3 separate regions of the Mus musculus genome follow, and all the other regions are linked to region 1. Evidence: chromatin loops called from intact Hi-C (ENCODE). Cell type or tissue: left cerebral cortex. All regions are shown on one strand. Each heading gives the region's core, and the rest is flanking DNA. Links, peaks and the distances in the headings are about the cores only.

Region 1 (5,925 bases), core at 269-5,268:
GGGAGGCCCAGGATGGTGTCACCGACGCTAGCCTCAAAGAGCACCGATGTCATCTTTTTAGTAAAAACCAAACAAAGCCACACCAAGCAACCTTCTGTCTGAGGACAAAGTTCAGGAGGGCTACGGCTTTGCATGGCACAAACTGTCAATCAGTACTTGGCATTTGATTGAATGGACCAGCTTGAGCCAGCTGCTGGGAGAACAGATGGCCCAGCACGTGCTCCATGCCCCCACCTGCCTCCCGAGATCCTGCAGGCAGCCCTCGTTATGGGCTGGGCTGGCCTATCTATCCCCAGCTGGTTCCCATGCCCACCTGTACCGATCTACACTCACCACCCTGGGATCTATGTCCCCACTGTTTGCAAGAGCTGAAAGCAAATGTGGCTATGAGGAGCACTTCCTCTGTGGCTGTGAGGAGCACTTCCCCTGGCCTGGCTGCAGGTGGAAGAGCAAATGTGGCTGTGAGGAGCACTTCCCCTGGCCTGTATGGAAGTGGAAGACAGATACTTTCTGAGGCCCAAAGGTGTCTGAGTGTTTCTTGTCACAGTAGGATTAAACAACAGATTTCCAGGCATGGATATCCTAAGGGACTAACTGACTCAGTGCAGCCCAGCCTACCATCTCAAGCTGTCACCACTGACTGTGAAAGCCACCTGTCCCCATCCCAATGGGGCCCCTGACCGCATAACCCAGGCAGAGAGAACTGAGCCTTCCTAGACTCAATGTGGTTGGGTGATTTGAGAGCTCTTGGTTCATGAGATTTGGACCTGAAATCCCATCATTGTCAGGGTAACAGGCTTCCCAGGCAAGGTTCTACAAAGAAGACTTCAGGGGCTCTGTTTGGAGAGGTGAGGAACCTCAGAGCTCAGATTCTAAGAAAGAACCTTCCAGGCAAGCAAGTCACAACTTCATCGCCTCTTAAACACTGGCTTGGGGCCTCGGGAGCTGGCCACGGTCCTGAAGGCAGCTCACAGGGAGGGAGACCTTTCTGGAGCCCAGAGGTGAGGTTCCTGAGTGTGCCAGGGTCTGTTGAAGGGCCTTGCTGGAGCGAAGGCTCTGTTAGGACAAATGGGCAAACACCATCATAGAGACAAAGCGTCTAACTGAAGTTGAGCTAAGTTTTCTCCCCATAACAGCAGATCTTTGGAAAGACAGGTAGGGGATTTAGGAAGGAAAAGCCTCTTGCGATTGGACAATTGAGATGTAGAGGTTCCCAGAAGGGGGGGGGGGAGGGGGAGTTGTTAGGGCTAAAGGGTCTATGAGGAGAGTCACTTCCAGGACTACCCAGGGCCAGCTATCTTTATGCCAAGATGTGATGGAAAAAGGCATTGCCCTTTGTAAGGCTGGCACTCTGCTAAGCAAGATCTGTGTGGCTCTTTTTGGCACACAGGTGTATGTGGTGTGCATGGTGTGTGTGTGTGTGTGTGTGTGTGTTCATCCATCCATGCATGCCCCATGCCCAGTCAGCACCCTCCTCCATGCTTTCTCCAGACAGACCAAGGAAACTCCCATTCCAGAGTTCCACAAAGACCCTCTCTAGGGCTAACTGGATGGCGGTCCAGGAAACTCCAGGCAAGAGTCAGAGGGCAAGTGGGAGACAACAAATTCCACTGTCCGGTCGAGTTTGAACTGTGTGTCCTGGACATAGGCAGCTAAGCCAGCAAGGGCTTCCTTGAACAAGGGAAGCTCACTCTGAGTCTTCTGCCTGTGGTCTCCCAACTGCTTTCTGGTCTCTCCTCTCTTTTGTTTCCTCTTTTATTCTGAGAGATGGACAGAGGGAGGCAGGGAGGGTCCAGGCACCTGAGGTTGGGACTAAAAGGGGGGCTGCCCATCAACATCCTGGACTTTTGACTGCCAAGAGTCGAGGGGGGGGGGTGTTCTTAACTCAGACCAAGGCACAGTGGCACCACACAAAGGGCATTTTAATGTCACTCTTGAGCAACCCAAAAGCTGGCAGACTCTTCCCTGCCAGCCTGAACACCCTAGTAGCAAAGCGGCCTCCCAGCTGGGAGCGCACAGCCTCCCAAGCTGCAATTTTAAAATGGAGAATACCCTCTCAGACACACACTCCGGTCGGTACATTGTTCTGGGCAGATGAGCGCTGGGCATCTCCAGCCTTCCCACATGCATACAGCGCATCACTGATGTCTCTAGTTGCGTGTGGTCACAGTCCCCAAATCCTCCACAGCCAGCCAACAATGCACCCGAGTGCCTTGCAGCTGCCCTTCCAGGGCTTAATGGCACCATGCCCACCGCGCAGAGGGTAGCATTGTTCCCAAAGGGACAGTCGGGCCACGGAGGGGGGTGTGTTGGGAGGCAGGAGTTAGGTACCTCCACTGGCAAGAATGCCTAGGGGCTCGGCTGTCGCCTCTGTGTTCCCTACCAGATGACAAACCCAGGAAAGGAAGCCCCCAGTTTGCCCTCTGAACTTCTCGGGAGTGGGGAGGTGGTCTTGGGAGAGGGGATGCTGTAACCCTCTTATACAGAGCTGGGGGAAACCAGTCTCTATCATTCTGCACCCCTCCCTCAAGCCCGGGGCGGGCCGGCACTCCAGTCCCCTCCTCAGTCCCAACCCTGGGGACAGCTCCCCGACTTTGCCCGGCTCACGGTGGCCCTGGCAGAGGAAAATGGCGTTGGTCACACGTACTTGGGTGAGTTCGGTGCCCATCACCAGGAGGACCAGGAGGCTGAGGAGCTTCCGGGCCGGTTGCATGTCTCACAGCCACTCCGACGACCTGGCGTGCGGGGCCTGGGTGCTGGCGACCGGCGGCTGCGGGGATGTGAACGCGCTCCCGGCTGGGGTTGGGGCTGGGGCTCCGGCCGCGGCTCGGGCACAGGCGGCGCCTGCTCAGCAGCCGGGGCGGGCGGCGCGCGGGCTGTGCTGCGCTGAGCCTCCGCTCTGCATATTTATGGTCCCGGTTCCGGCGCGACTGCCTCTCGGGCAGGGCTGGGCTGGCGGGGCGGGGGCTGCGCTTGCTTTCCCTGCGCGCCAGGCGGGTCCCCGCGCGCCCGAGCTCGGCGGAGAGGCGCGCCCTGCAGAGCTCGGCGGCGCGCCCGGGCTGCAGCGGTGCCAAAAGTTTGCTCGGTGAGGGGCGCTGGCGGGGGCGGCGCCGAGGGACCCGTGCGCCTTGCTTGCCCGGGGAAGGGAGGAGGGAGGGCGGCGGCCGGCGAGGAGGCAGGCTGGGACAGGATGTGACATCAAAAAGGCGGGGGAAATTGAACTGAGCCAGACAAGTCTATCCTGGCCAGTCTTAGACCAAGGGGAACTCAGGGACCCACTCTGGAGACTCAGCCAGGGACCGCTGAGTGGTGACAGGATGGCACCCGGGAAAGTACCCAAAGAGGTGGTGTCCAGAATGGGTGGAGTGACATCCTCAGAGACAAGGTCCCATAAGATTATCTGCACAGGTCCCTCCTAGATGGCCCTTAAGGATCAGGGTGACAAAGATGTTGAAACATGGAAGGGAAGTCAGGTCACCTGAGACGGGAAGAGGCCTTTCCCATTCCTCTAGGGTGGTTGGCTAGGGGCTGAAGCATGCGCAGGGAGAGGTGCTGTGTTCCATACCTAGGTGGGGTATGTTGGTGTGTGTGGCACCCACACAGGTGGTTATACACATGCTGTGGTGTCTATCTTCAGGTTGTCACTCTCTTTACCCCACAAACCTATGATCAGGAGAGGAGCACCCAAGAGGGTCCAGAAGAGAATCCTCCAGTGGGTTCGGGCCAACTAAACCCCTGTGGGCCTTACCTGTCCTTGTCCCTTCTCCTGGCCCTGGAGTCCCCCAGCTAGGGTGGAGATACCCTATTCTCATACCCAAAGCCTTGACTGTAGGGGGTTTGTCTCAGGGCCAGGCTTGTCTTCCATTTAAATTGTACACTTTGGGGGAGGAGTTCCCAAGCTGTTTGCCGAGAAGCCTAGCTGCCGAAGGCTTTGGAATCATCTCAGATGATTTGTTCCCATTGTTTTGCTTTCAGTCTTAGGAAAATGAACTCTATAAAGAAAATCCCCAATAGCAAATAGCAGAGCTGTGAGGGAATGTAGCTCCATGCTTTTATGTCACAAGAGAGGATAGGGAATGGGCTGGGGTGGGTAGGGTAGGTGGGAGGGGTTGGGGGGGGGCTGTGGTGTGGGACCCAGGGAGTTCCAAGCAAGATGGGGTGTGACTTTCTGTGTGGGTTTCAAGAGGGGCTTTGCAAGGACCAGTTCAAACCCCAGGGAGCAGACTAGAGGGAAACTGGCCTGGTCTATGCTTTGGAGCATGAGTGGGCCACAAGGTGGCCTCTTTTAGATCCAGTGGCACAAAAGTGGTATCATTTAATATCATTCCTTCTGTGTCTGGGTGAGGCTCATCCCCATGGTAGCTAGCACCTAGCAAATGTCTTTCCTTGTCACTGTAGAGAAGTGTTTCATTGGGTGTGGCTATGAGGATGGGCGTGGCTATGTGAGTGGGCATGGCTATGAGGGTGGACCTTGTTTCTCTGTGCACTTGTTCAGGGATTATTCACATTTGGGTGTTTTTCTTCTTGACTAGTGCAGAAAGCTTTGAGTGTAAACACCTGTCTTTGGTGCAGCCTTTAATTCTGAAGAGAAATGGGCCAGATGGTTGTGCAATTTGAAAAGTAAAGGTGAGCTGAGGTGATGGTTCAGTTTGCAAAGCACTTGATGCTGTTGGAACAGGAAGACCTGAGTTTGGATCCCTAGGATGCTTCTAAGAAGCTGGGCATACCTGTAGTCCAGTGCTATCTATGGAGGCAGAGGCAAGGGGATCCCTCAGTTTGATGGTCTGTCAATGAGAGCTCCAGGTTCAGTGAGAGGCCCTGCCTTAAAAGTTGGAGAGCAGGAGATGGAGATAACTAATGTTATCTACACACGCACACACATCCTACATAGACACAGGCATCCACGCACACACACACACACACACACACACACACACAGACACACGTACATGCACACGTGCAAACACATGCATGTATACATGCACACATAAGCATGCACATACACATACATACATGTCCACATCCACACTCGCAAACACACATGTACATGTGCACAAACAAATGCATGCATGCAAGCATGTGTGCACAGGCACACACTCATGCACACTTGCACACACACACAGGACAGGAGAGAGATTAGACATTACCAGGACTAAAGGGAGAAGAGTAAGGAATGATTACTGAGAGCAAAGTCAGGTTTGAGGTTTTGAATGAGAAAGATTTTGAAGATGGAGGGAGGGAATGACTAGACAGATTGGTGACTTACTTGTGTTGCTAAATTGGACACTTAAAATTTTACATATTGGATATATTCTTGTCCCAATAAAAATACAATAATTTAATAGACCCCAAACCTTTGACTTGATCACTTCAGGTTTATTTTAATTTATGTGTATGTGTGCATGAATGTGTGTGTCTGTGTGTGTGAGTGAGTGTGAATGTGTGTACCATGTATGAGAGTCCCCACAGAGGCTAGAAAAGGGTACTGGTTCCCCTGGAGCTGGAGTCACACAGGTGACTGTGATCCCCCTGGTGTGGGCACTGAGAACTGAACACAGGTCTCCTGGAAGAACAGCGAGTACTGTGAATGGGAGAAAGTTGTGGAGTCGGCATTAGTGTTGGATAAAACTGTTTTTTTTTTTAAGTTACTTACATTGTATAGAGCTGTACCTCAATGATAGAGCATGCACAGGGCCCTGAGTTCTGTCACAGAAACACACACACACACACACACACACACACACACAAACACACACACACACACACACACACACACACACACACTCCTCCTTCCCCAAACCCAAACATAGTCATTTATTGTACGACTTTAAAAAAAAAACATGTAATACAATGAAGAAAACATCAAGAAAGCCCACCCCTGGGACCACTGAGGTAGCACTCAGTCCCTGCATGTTCATTCTCTCA
Region 2 (5,925 bases), core at 393-5,392, 95 kb after region 1:
AGATGGTGGTGTAGTCAGCCTTGGCAGGCCAGTTTGGAATAGCCAAAATGGCTTTTCATGATGCTGAGAACTTTCTAGAATTTTCCAAAGAAGCTTCCACCCTGTTGGTACTGCCTGAAAGATCATAGGTTAGTGAGTTTTCAGTGGGTGTGTCATTTGAAGATAAGAACACTACTGTGTCTGGTGCAGCAGCCAGGGCTATGCGTTGAGGCCTAGCTCTCTTCTCCCTCAGCTGTACACAACCCGCTGGCCCTCGGGCTGATTAGCACGGCAAAGTGTACCGAAACACAGCAGGTTGTCATTGTGGTCTGTACTAGGGAAGCAACCTAGAGCAGCTCAGCCTGTTCCTGTCTGTCCATACAGTCCTCTAAGACTAAGATGGCAAGTGTGCCCCCAGAGCTGGGTAGGGGCCCGTATGTCCTGGTGTCTAGAGGTGAGCTGACTGCCTTCTGTGGCTGCTACTGAGCATGTGCGGCATTGCTTCAGGGAGTGCATCCAGCTTGTTCTGGCCTGAGGGAAGCTTCTGGTGGGATGGAGTGCGGGTGGTAGACGAAGTGTGTTGGAGAGTGTACTCAAGATCATGAATGTGCACACATGTGAGCCTGAGAGAGTGCATGCGATGAATTCATGAGCATTTATGAGCTGTGAGCGAGTGTGTGTGTGTGTGTTGTGAGCCAGTGAGCATATGGGTTGTGAGTCTCTGGAGGTGTGTGCTGAGTCACGTGTCTGTAGGTGCATCCTTTCGTGAAAGTGCCAGTGGTCTCCATCAGAAGAGAGCAGAAGTTGGATCACACACACCCCTCCTCTTCAGCCTGAGGTTTGAATGCAGCCCAGTTATGCCAGGATGAGCCCTCTCATCTACAACACAGGTCCTATCTAGACCTGTCTGCTAGATGTAGTTTCCTGATGGTCCTAGCCAAGGGGCTCAGAGAATAAGAAATGACACCCACGGGCTTCATGTCTGGCTGGACCTCCTAGCACCCTGCATGTGTCTTCCATATCTTAGGGAGTGGTACTATTCCTGGGCATTGGGGTCCTTGGTCACAGCTGCTCCCCCATAAGCATACCAGAGACTTTACCTGCTCCTCCCCAGCGCCTAAGGAATTCTATTTTTTACTTCATTTCAAGGCAAGGGAACTGAGACTGGAGATTGCGCACCAAGTTTTGCAGTAAGGGCCTACCTGCCACTGCCAGGGATCGGTCTGTCCAGAGTGCAGGGCAGCCTGTTTCAGTTGGGTTCAGAGACTGTAGCTTTTCCCATCTCCACTCTCCAGCACACCCAGAGAAAAATCACTGCAGGCCAGGGGAGAGTGAGCCCCGGGGGCACACTCAGGTCATAGTGGGTGGAGACGTGTTTGCAGCAGACATCTCTCAGCCTCAGTTTCCCCTGTGTGAAACAGATATTTGGGTGTGAGCCTTCTTGTTATCAGAAGGTCATTCAGAGAAGAACGCCATCACGGGGAAGGCCGAACTCAGAACAGCTCCTTCCACCCCTGCTCCCCAACCTCTCCCACTCTGGGCAGCTTCCCACCCCCTGCTCACCTACGGGTCACCTTTACGCTTGGTGTCAGGTGTGAAGCAATCAGCCCTGTATTTTGTATTGCATGGTGGGAGTGCAAAATAAATGTTTAATTTATCACTAGCTCCAGGAACAGGGAGAAAAAAATAATAAAAATTCTGTCTCAAGCACCTAGAACATATTATTTACAGCCCCAAACTTTCACAACAATTTGAATGCAAAGCAGGATGGGCTGTATTTATAGCACGATGTCCCAATTGCAAAAGAAGGCGTCTGCGAGCAAAACAGCACTTTCCTTTAAACTGCTCGCTGAGAAACCGGGGAGAGGCTTTGCTTTCCCAGAGAGGCTGCGCACTGAAAATGTGCAGGTACCCAGGCAGAGGGAACAAAAGCGATGAGAAAGGGCGGCGGGCAGGCGGGCGTTGGCAGCCCCCACCGGCGGAGCTGGACTGCTTTCTTTTCATTTAAAATAACATTTTTATTGATTCTTATGCAGGTCCCTGTGAGGGTGGGAAACTGACTGATGCCTCCAGGAGAAACAACTTGGGAGAAAGCCCTTGGTGGTCCTGGTAGCGTATTGTCTCCACCCAGGTGTGGGAGGAGTCAGAGGAACCCAGCTGACTCAGTTTCCCCTCTCTTAGGAACTGAAGCAGCTTCTCTTTCCTTGGGGCTGAGATGATTAATGAGGAGCCGAGGAGAGCTTTGAAGATGAAAAATCTCCCCGCTGTCCCAGGGATTAATCATCGTATAATATAATGCATGTTCCATAGCACTGTGGCGACTTAATTACCTACAGTCACCGAAATTATTTTCCTCCCGCGCCTCCCAGGAGAAATGGTCCCCCCTGTTTTGAGCCCCAAAGCCACAGCCCAGATTCTCAGCGAATCAAAGCTTCCCAGTTTCCCGCAGCCACAGAGAAGCTGAAGGCTTCCAGGGATTGAGAAACAAAGGCATTCAAGTAGAGATGCCTCAGATAGATCGCAATAGGGGGCTGGGGGGCAGGGCAGGGAAGGGAAGGGGACAGAAGTGGCTCTTTGTCACTTGAAGAACTTGCCTATTCCCTTCAAGTCAGTGAAAGTGTCCTTGGTCCCTCACAGAGATGCACTGGTGGGCAGGGAGTACGGGTTAAAACCCCCCTCCCCTTCAGCTGGTCAGCCTCTGTTCCCAGCCGTGGCCAGTAAGACAAGGGACTGTCTCTATTGACCCTTTCTGAGATGATGACCACTGGGTGTCCATTCTTGCTTATCTGGGGGCTTGCCATTGAGCTGTGTGGGCCAAAGCCTATACCGTTTAGTTTGTATTGTCAACTTGACACAAACCAAGTCTCCCAGGAAGAGGGAACCTCAAGCAAGAAATTGACTGTCAGATTGGCCCATGTGCCTGTGTGAAACACATTTTTTTTGATTGTTTCTCCATGGATTCTACTTCCTGCTCCTGCCTGGAGTTCCTGCCCCGATCCATCAGTCCTCAGTGATGGGCTGTCGCCTTTAAGCTGAAATCAAGCCCTTGCTCCTTACATTGGTTCTGGTCACGGTGTTTATCACAGCAACAAACATCAAGGTAGAACCAAGGGCTTTCTCATCTGTGAATGGCACCCTTGGGCTGGCGTGCTTGGATGAGGGAGCTCAGTGGGTTGGAGACAGGTTGAGAGTTCACTTTGTGGCCATTTGTAATGCTTATCTTGACCTCACTGTGACCTTCATTCCTGACAGAAACCATTTGAAGGATGACAATTTTTAAAAAATTTATATATGCTAAGTACACTGTAGCTGTCTTCAGACACACCAGAAGAGGGCATCGAATCCCATTACAGATGATTGTGAGCCACTGTGTGGTTGCTGGGAATTGAACTCAGGACCTCCGGAAGAGCAAGCAGTCAGTGCTCTTGACCACCGAACCATCCCTCCAGCCCAACGGATTGTCCTTGACTCAGTGTTTCAGTGAGTTTCCACCCGTTGTGGCAGCAATGACTCAATCCGTAGCAGCGGGAGCTTGTGGAAGAACTGTCCACATCACAGATGGCCAGACTCTCCCAAGAATCTGCCTCTGACAACCCATTTCCACCTACCCAGCTCCCCTCCTAATGGTCCCGCCTCCTCCCAAAACAGGGCTACCAACTGAGGACTCAGAGTTCAAACCATGAGCCCATGGGTACATTTCACCTTCAATTCATGGCACCATCCATTAATTCAAATTGGCACTCAGCATCCTGGCCACCAGATTAGGTGGCATTTGGATGCCTTTCAAAGACTAGGTCAAGTATTTTTATTATATTTGGCCATTGAAAGAACAGATTCCACTGCAGGGGGGTTGGAAAGCAAACTCTTTCTTGTCTTGACACAGATAAGAAAGGAGAGTCACCCTGGCTTGTGGACACCCCAAAACATTTCTTTCTTATCTTTTTTGTAGGCATCTGTTTACCTTACGTGGCCAAGATCCACCTGGTTGACCTTCTCTTAGCATGGAAACAGGAAGCCTCTGAGAGGAGAAATGGGCTCAATGCCTGTCCATTTGCTGTGTGCTTTCTGGCCACCCACACACCCCCTCTGGGCTTTGTAATTCTGTAGGACAGGGCTGAGACTGCTATGAAAACAAGTAGGCTTCTGGGATAGGAACATACGCTAGTGCTTGGCTTGTGGCTCAGCTGTTGCCCTGTCAGTGGTTGTCTTGGCTGCTCCCCACCTCAGTGGAGTGTTCTGTTCCTTCTGGTTTTTACCCCATCTTATCTTTCAGCAATCACTGATCTCCACCCAACACAGTGCGTGCTTACGTTTGCCTTTATGCACACCCCCAATGCAGGAGGAAGTCAGGAAGTTTCCGAAGGTGACCTGCTGACCATGTACAGGCCCAGCGTCCTGCTCAGTAACTGTCCAGCAGAGGATAGGAGCCTGGAAGGGCTGCTTGGGAGGGGTACTTGGGTCTGAGTAGAGAAAGAAGCCCATGCACAGGAGATGGCAGAGAGTCTTGGTAGTATGGCTGGAGGAAGCTGTCTGCTCTGTGGCTGACTGCTTAGCTGCCCCTCCCCAGAGGCACATGCACAGTGTCAGCAGGGACCTTTCTATGGCCTTTCTCTCACCATAGAAAGGTCAAGGCCATTGGGCACAGAGTCTCTCTGCTTAGATAACCCTGCTTGGGTCTGTGATAGACTCAGCAGCAAACTGTTGGAGGGCTGTTCACTGGGAGAGAAGCCACTGGCCTGAGGCAAAGAAGGGCTTGCGGTTGTTTGGAACCCAGCTGTCATGGAGAATCATATCCTACCCTGCTCCTGGTCCTCACCTGGGACGGAGAGGCCTCTGGATGGTGAAATTAGTCTTGGAATCTTCTTCTGAACCACCTTGAAAGCTGTGAGTTAACTGTGCTGTGCTCAGTGTTCTGCGTGACTTGTGAGCATGACCCTGGCCAGCATCCTGCACCCAGTTGCAACACTGAACTAAGCAGGAAACCCCAAGTCGCCCGACCCTGGACCTTAGTTCTGGGTTATGTTTTCAGAGTCTGGCTTCCAGATCCAGCCAGTCCAGATGTCACAACCTCAGCCAGGTCACATCCCACCATGCCTTCCACCCTCAGTTTCATGGGGTCCCTTTAGGATTCGTTACAGTGGCTCTAAATGCAGTCTGTGCTTCTCCCCAACAAGCCAGCGTAGGGAAGGTGTCGTGAAGGCAGTGGCCAAAACAGAACCTCATCTGGAACCAGGAGACTGATGCAGGCAAGCCTTGGTTAGCACCAAAGCAAAACCTATCCATACGTTAGGTTCCCTGAGTCATTTTCAGGGCCGAGAGAACCTCTCAAGATCAACCTTCATCAGCCTTCCATCCATCCATCTACCTATCCACCCATGCACCCACTCACTAGTCTACTTGCTCACCCATCCATCTGTCCACCAGTCCATCCACTTATCTACACAACTATCCACCCACTCAACCACCCATCCACTTATCCATCCACGTATTCATCTACCCACCCACCTATCAGTGAGTCTATTTGTCCATGCATCCATCCATCTGTACATCCATTTGCACATCCACTCATGATCCATTTATCTACTCACCTCCATATCCATCCCAGTTAGGGTTCCTATATCTATGATAAAACACCATTACCAAAAGCAATTTGGTGAAGAAAGGGTTTACCTCAGCTTAGAACTCTCAGGTCACACTCCATCACTGAGGTAAGTCTGGGCAGACACAGGTCCAGAGGCTATGGCAGTGGGGTCAGCTGAGTCTATCAGGCAGCCCTAACAGGATGCTGTGGGAGGAGTCTGCACAGAGGAACAACAGCACACTTTTCTCTCTGTGCCTGGTTCTGTGTTGGGGGTGAGGGTCACACAGGGACCTTCCAGGCTGCAGCTCTATAGCATGGTGGAGCTCCAACTGAGAGGCATGGGAGGTGAGGATTGGGGGTGGGAC
Region 3 (5,925 bases), core at 393-5,392, 120 kb after region 1:
GAAATGAACTTGGTTGTAGCCAGTGCTCTTAACTGCTGATCCATCTCTCCAGACCATGCACCCATTTTATGTCGGTTCTGGGTACCTAACTCAGTCCTCGTACTCTCAAGGCAAGCCCCGACTAGCTGAGCATCTCCCACACTTTAGTGTAACTGCTAGTTTCACCTGATGTAAGATTCTTCACTGGCAACCGGTTTTTGTTTTTGTTTTGTACCTTATTTTGATTTACTTGATTGTTTTTGTGCAGTGCTGAGGATAGACCCTCGGGCCTTCCGTGTGTCAGGTAGAGGATGTTTTCCCAATGCACACCTCAAGACCTGGCACTTGGACTATGCGTGGTTAATTTGATAGGTATGTTTTCCGCAGGAAGTTAGATGAAAGCCTTGTTCTTCGGGTAAAGACCCCACCACCACCACCACCACCACCGCTATGTGAAAGTCTGATTACTACTCCTGAGTTTTTGGTTTTCAGTCTTAAAATGTCCCTTCGAGTCCATCCTATGGCACCTAGGTCTTTGATGGGGACATCACCATTTGTTCCAGAAGAGTTTGGCATTATTTCCTGAAGTTTGAAGTCTTTGGAGATTCTGACTCAGATCAGGACTCTGGGCTATGGGTGTCCTTCTTCAGGATGGCCCATTTCCCTGATTTTCTGTTCCCCCCTAGATCCTTGCTTCCTTTATGTCTCCGTTCCTCTGCATTCCCAATACACCTGGGTTCCTGCTCCCCTAGGCTCCTGCACCCCTGGGTTCCTGCACCCCTGGGTTCCTGCTTCTTTGGGTCCCTGATGCCCCTGGGTCTCTGATCCCCCTAGGTCACTACCCTTCTGGTCCCTGCTTCTTGGGTCCAGTCTCCCCTTGAGTTCCTTTTCCCTCTGGGTCCTTGTTCCTTCTGGTTCTTTGCCCCTATGGGTCTTAATCATTTGTTTTTAGAAGGAATCTGACCTCCCCGACCTCTTCTAATTCATTAAAGTAAATGGACATCTATACCTTTTATGTTCTAATTTGAAATGTAGTTTAAGTTTTTTGAAAAGTTTATTTTACATAGCATTTTGTTTTATCTTATACATGTGAAATTATACAAAATTTTATTTTCTGTACACAGAATCGTGAATTTTTATGTAAAATAGTTTGTGGCTTTTATTTCTCAACTTTACAGCTATTTCCCAGGTTACAAGTGTTTGCATATTTAGTTTTCAAATAGCTACTAACTCACTTGAGGAAAAGGCCATTCTTTTATCGTGGATTTGGACCCTGCATAGCATTCCTCGTGTGTGTGTGTGTATGTGTGTGTGTGTGTGTGTGTGTGTGTGTGTGTGTGTGTGTGTGCAGACTTCTTGCTGCAGTTGAGTTTTCTCCTAGGAACGAGTTCTCTGGCGAGCATGCTGACTCAGAAAACGTGCACTGTCACAGATGTGGGATCGAGAGGCAGACATTCTCTGTCACCAGTCTGATCCTCACTGAGGGGATGTCGGGGGTGGGGGGCTGTGGACACGGGGCCTGTGGGATGTCTGTTTGATGTACTGCCACAGGGCTTTTGTATGTAGTATAGTTACGTGTGCACCCACGCATGCCAACACTGGGTGTCCTCCTCTATCACTCTCCACCTTATTTTTAAAGATAGGGTCTCTCACTGAAACTCGAACTTACTGATTAGCCAATCCTGCTGGTCACCATCCTCTAGGGAGCCCCCTTCCCCTCAGCACTGAGGTGACAGGTGTATACTGTCACCACAGCTGGTTTGCTAACCAGGTGCTGGGGCCTGAAGCCAGGTCCTCTTGCTTTACAGCTGGCTTCCCAGGGACCATGTGGCTTTCCCCATGGCTCAGAATCCACAGGGAGCTTTTAGAGTCTGGGTGGAAGGGAGGGTCATGATTCCTTTTTGAGTCTTCCTGGATGGTTGTGATGGGCTGTCAGGACCTTGGAACTTTGTTACTGCAGATGATTATGGGACAAAGAAGAGCTGATCCTCTGGTTGTCAGAGAAGAGCTCACTTTAGAGCTCTGGTTCTCAACCTTCCTAACTCTGCGACCCTTTAATATAGCTCCTCATGTTGTGGTGACCCCCAACCATAAAATTATTGTCGTTGCTACTTCATAACTATAATTTTGCTACTGTTATGAATCATTACATAAGTATCTGTGTTTTCAGATAGTCTTAGGTGACCCCTTGTGAGGGTCATTCGACACCCACACACACACACACACACACCAAGGAGTCACCACCAACATGGTGAGAACCACTGGTTTACAGGGATGTGATGTCAGAAGGAAACTGGGTGGAACAATCCTCCCAAATAGGAGTCGCTCAGACCCAGTTTTCACAACCCAGGGTAAGGCCAACTGAGGCTTTCAGGCTGCTCCTGTTCACATGACCCTGAACTTCCACACCCTGCCGTTCTGCTGAACAATGTGGATGGCCATGTCTGTATCCACAGCCAAACATGTCCTGTGATGGGAGCTTAGGGTATGTTTCTGACCTCAAGTCCTTTATCTTGGCTGCCAACCTGAGCAAACCCCTTTCTGCAGCCTAGTGTGTGGCTTTGGACACCCTGCTGTGAAGGTGCCTAGGCCCACACAAAGTCCACTTCCTCTGAAAATGCAGAGTCTCCTTTGTGGGAAGGCCCTACATGTCTAGAGGGATGGTCCTGCCTCTCTTCACAATGCGGCCAAGTCGTCTGTGCCTGTGGGCTGCAAAGCCTTGGTGGATATGGGTCATGGGGAGCTGAGAGGCCCATGGTCTGGGTGGACAAGACACACAGCTGGCAGCATCTCAGTTCTTATTGTGAAATATGGCGACTCTCCCTTTAATCCCACTTAGGGGTTAGGACTCCATACCACAGGATTGTAAAGCTCCTTGAGTCCTAGCCACCAACTTGGGACAGATGGGTTTTCAGATGGTCCCTAGTGCTGTTGCCTTACTGGCTGGGACTCCTGACACATGGTGAGGTGGGTGGTGGGTAGGAGGGACAGAGTCTCTGCACAGCTCCAGGAATCACATCATCGGTCGCCTCCCACCCATATGTTGCAGGCCGCCGAGTCGCTATGACAATGACAACAGCATAAGTAGCTCAGAGCCACTAAAGAATAGCTGAGGAGCCCAGTGGAGGCTGCACTGGCACGAAGCCCAGAGAGCTCCAGGCCTGCTCAGAGGGGTGCGCGGCTCCTCCACCCGGTATCCTCCCTGTTGCCGCCCTCTCAGATGCAGTGCATTTGAACAAAGCACCTGCCACTCTGGGATAGACACAAACTCACTCTTGCTGGTGCCTGGGCATGGTCAGAGCAGGACACAGCAAGGAGAGTAGGCCCAACATGGAGTCCTCTCCCCCAGCCTCACCCAAGCTCCCCAAGATAGTCCTCAAGTCAGTGGGATGTGTGCCCTGCCTCTCTGTGTATCTACTGCCCTGAGGCCATCTCCCTGAGATGATCCAGGCTCAGGCAGGAGGAAGTGTGTGTGGTGTGTGTGTGTTTGTGTGTGTGTGTGTGTGTGTGTGTGTGTGTGTGTGTGTAGTGTGTATAGGTCAGAGGACAAACTCAGGTGTTGTTCTTTGGAGTCCCCCCCCTTTTTTTTTTGAGAAATTTTCATTTTCCCTCACTGGCCTGGAATATGCTGTGGTGGTTAGAATATGCTTGGCTCATGAGAAGGGGCACTACTGGGGGTGTGGCCTTGTAGTAGGTGTGGCCTTGTTGGAGGAAGTGTGTCACTGTGTAGGCGGGCTCTGAGGGCTCCTAGTGCTCAAGCTTTGCCTAGTGCAAAAGAGAGCTGGCTCCTGCTGGCTGGGTTCCAATCAAGGTGTAGAACTCTCAGCTCCTTCTCTGGTGCCATGTCTACCTGCAGGCTGCCATGCTTCCTGCCTTGATGATAATGAACTGAGATTCTCTCTGAAGCTTTAAACCTAATTAAATGCTTTCCTTTGTAAGAGTTGCCTTGGCCATGGTATCTCCTCAGAGTACTGAAACCCTAAGACATGTGCGTAGTAGGCCTTCTGGCTGGCCAGAGAACTCACAGCCAGCACTGGAATCACAAGTGTGCACCACCATGCCTGGCTACACGTTTCTGGGAACAGGATTCAAGTCCCTCCGGCTTGTGTGACAACACTTTAGCTACCTCCCAGCCTAGAGGGATTTCACAGCAAGGCCGAGTCACTACATTAAAAAAGCTGGCTACCTACAGCCATTTAAAACTTTCTCTCTCACTCTTTTAAGGATCTGGAAATGTGTGGGCATTTTCCATGACAGAAAGCCCTTGGTCTCCTGTAGCCTTCAGCTGGCTTTGTTCCTGCTTGCCAACTGCTAAGCTCTTTTTTTCCTTGTAACACCTAGCCAGGCCGCCAAGAAAAAGAAACACATTCTGTTAGAATCCTGTTTTCCCAGCTCTCCCCTGGGGGCCATAAAGGATGTTCCACGCATCCGCCCTCAAAGTTGTTGCAGGCAACACATTGATCAGAAACGAGGCTTCTGCCACGCAGCCCACTATCAGCACTGAGGTTTGCGCTGTAGATTTAAAGCAAAAAGAGATCCATTATGGATTCCTCCATGAATAGCAAGAGAGCATATGGGTATTGTGACAGAAACCTCAGGTCAACATTGCATTGCCCCTGGTACTGCTGTGAAGCCTGGCAGAGTGTCTTGGGATTTTCTACATAGCACAAAAGACTCAGGGGCGGGTAAGTGTCGGCTGACCATCTGAAAACTGAACAACCATAGGGGCTCCATCTACTGCCTGCCTGATGGGTTTAGAAATGTGTCCTTCCCACAGGAAGAGGACTAAAGATCAAAGTGAGCACATAGCATTGCTCTGTATGTAAACATCTCCCACAGACACTGTTGGCCAGAAAGTCCCCTGGCATGATGGGAGCGGGGGTTCTATAAAGTTACAGCCTCTTCCCTGTAGGTGGGTGCTCTGGGTGTGGACTGGAAAACGAACTGTCTATATTTGCACTCAAACTGTGAAGTGCAGGGGCTGGAGAGATGGCTCCACGGGTGATGTGCTTGCTGGGTAAGCAGGAGGCCCTGAGTCAAGTTCCCAGCATCCATGTAAGATTCAGCCATGATGATGTGTGCTTGCAGTGACAGTGCTGAGGAGGCAGAGGCAAGAGGCCCTCCTGGCGCTCTTGACCAGCCAGTCTAGCTGAAAGAGCAAGCAGCAAGCTCCAGGGACCGTGAGAGATCCAGTCTCAAAAAGTAAGGTGGGGAACAAAGGAAGACATCTAACATTGGCTTCTGATCTTCTCATGTGCACATTTCAGCAAATGCACAAGCACACAAATGTGCACACACATGCATAGAACACACACACACACACACACACACACACACACACACACACACACACACAGAAACGCACCCAAGTCTGAGAGGTGGGGAGGGCATCCTGACTCTGGAAGATTGTTTGGAGAAACTTAGGCCAAGCTGGTTAAAAAATAATCAGCTCATACTTCTGCCCTGCTAAGTTTCCAGTTGGAAAGTTTGTTGGGTGCTGCTGTAAAATGCCCTCTTGTCTCGGGAAGAGCATGTGCAGAGGACTCACAGAAGCAGGACACTTCCTCAGGACTCTCAGGAGGGCTTGGTGCCTGTGGGTGCTCCCAGAGCCTGTGGTATGTACAAGAGGTTTAATTTGTGTAATTTGTGGGGAAGAAAAGAGAAGTCGGGGACCTGTCCTGGAGGATGGAGGAAGGGAGATCAGGTTTGGGGTCTTCATTTCTGTTGCTAATCATTGGGCCACCGTGCTCCCTCCTGAGGCTCCCTGGTGATGGTCCATTTCAGATAGAATTAGATTAGAGAAAGGAGAAGCCAAGGGATGGGAAAGTGGTCCACATATCAGCACATTGCCACAGCAGAAATGATGAGGCAGGAGGCAGCGGACAGAGTGAGAAGAAGCCAGCTAGTGAGTTATCTCCATCAATGGTGGACTCTAAAGTGCCTCAC

The links. Peaks named below come from ENCODE experiments on the same cell type or tissue, not always from the same donor. Only the 100,000 strongest peaks of a DNase experiment are listed, where the experiment ranks them.
Region 2: it touches region 1 in a loop (8-fold over the local background); 4 of 42 quality-filtered maps call a loop at or near these places.
Region 3: it touches region 1 in a loop (10-fold over the local background); 3 of 42 quality-filtered maps call a loop at or near these places.

What each region holds. Positions count from the first base shown.
Region 1 is chr2:28,190,185-28,196,109 of GRCm38, reverse strand. It overlaps a transcript of Olfm1 not described here. Among named protein-coding and RNA genes, the nearest start is that of Olfm1, 13 kb to the left of the region's middle. In left cerebral cortex, for the core only: a CTCF peak has its summit at 3,027; DNase peaks (open chromatin) are centred at 2,208, 2,989, 3,115, 4,406 and 1 more place; H3K4me3 peaks cover 3,195 bases; H3K27ac peaks cover 3,093 bases.
Region 2 is chr2:28,095,262-28,101,186 of GRCm38, reverse strand. It overlaps F730016J06Rik (a long non-coding RNA gene), which reads right to left and starts at 5,842. Exons shown (of 10, transcript XR_003953783.1): 1 at 5,650-5,842; 2 at 1,182-1,387. In left cerebral cortex, for the core only: no CTCF peak of the experiment used is centred there; DNase peaks (open chromatin) are centred at 1,822, 2,292, 3,520, 4,033 and 2 more places; H3K4me3 peaks cover 648 bases; H3K27ac peaks cover 2,403 bases.
Region 3 is chr2:28,065,799-28,071,723 of GRCm38, reverse strand. No RefSeq gene overlaps it. Among named protein-coding and RNA genes, the nearest start is that of Fcnb, 16 kb to the left of the region's middle. In left cerebral cortex, for the core only: a CTCF peak has its summit at 4,366; DNase peaks (open chromatin) are centred at 3,012, 3,745, 4,318, 4,860 and 1 more place; H3K27ac peaks cover 2,532 bases.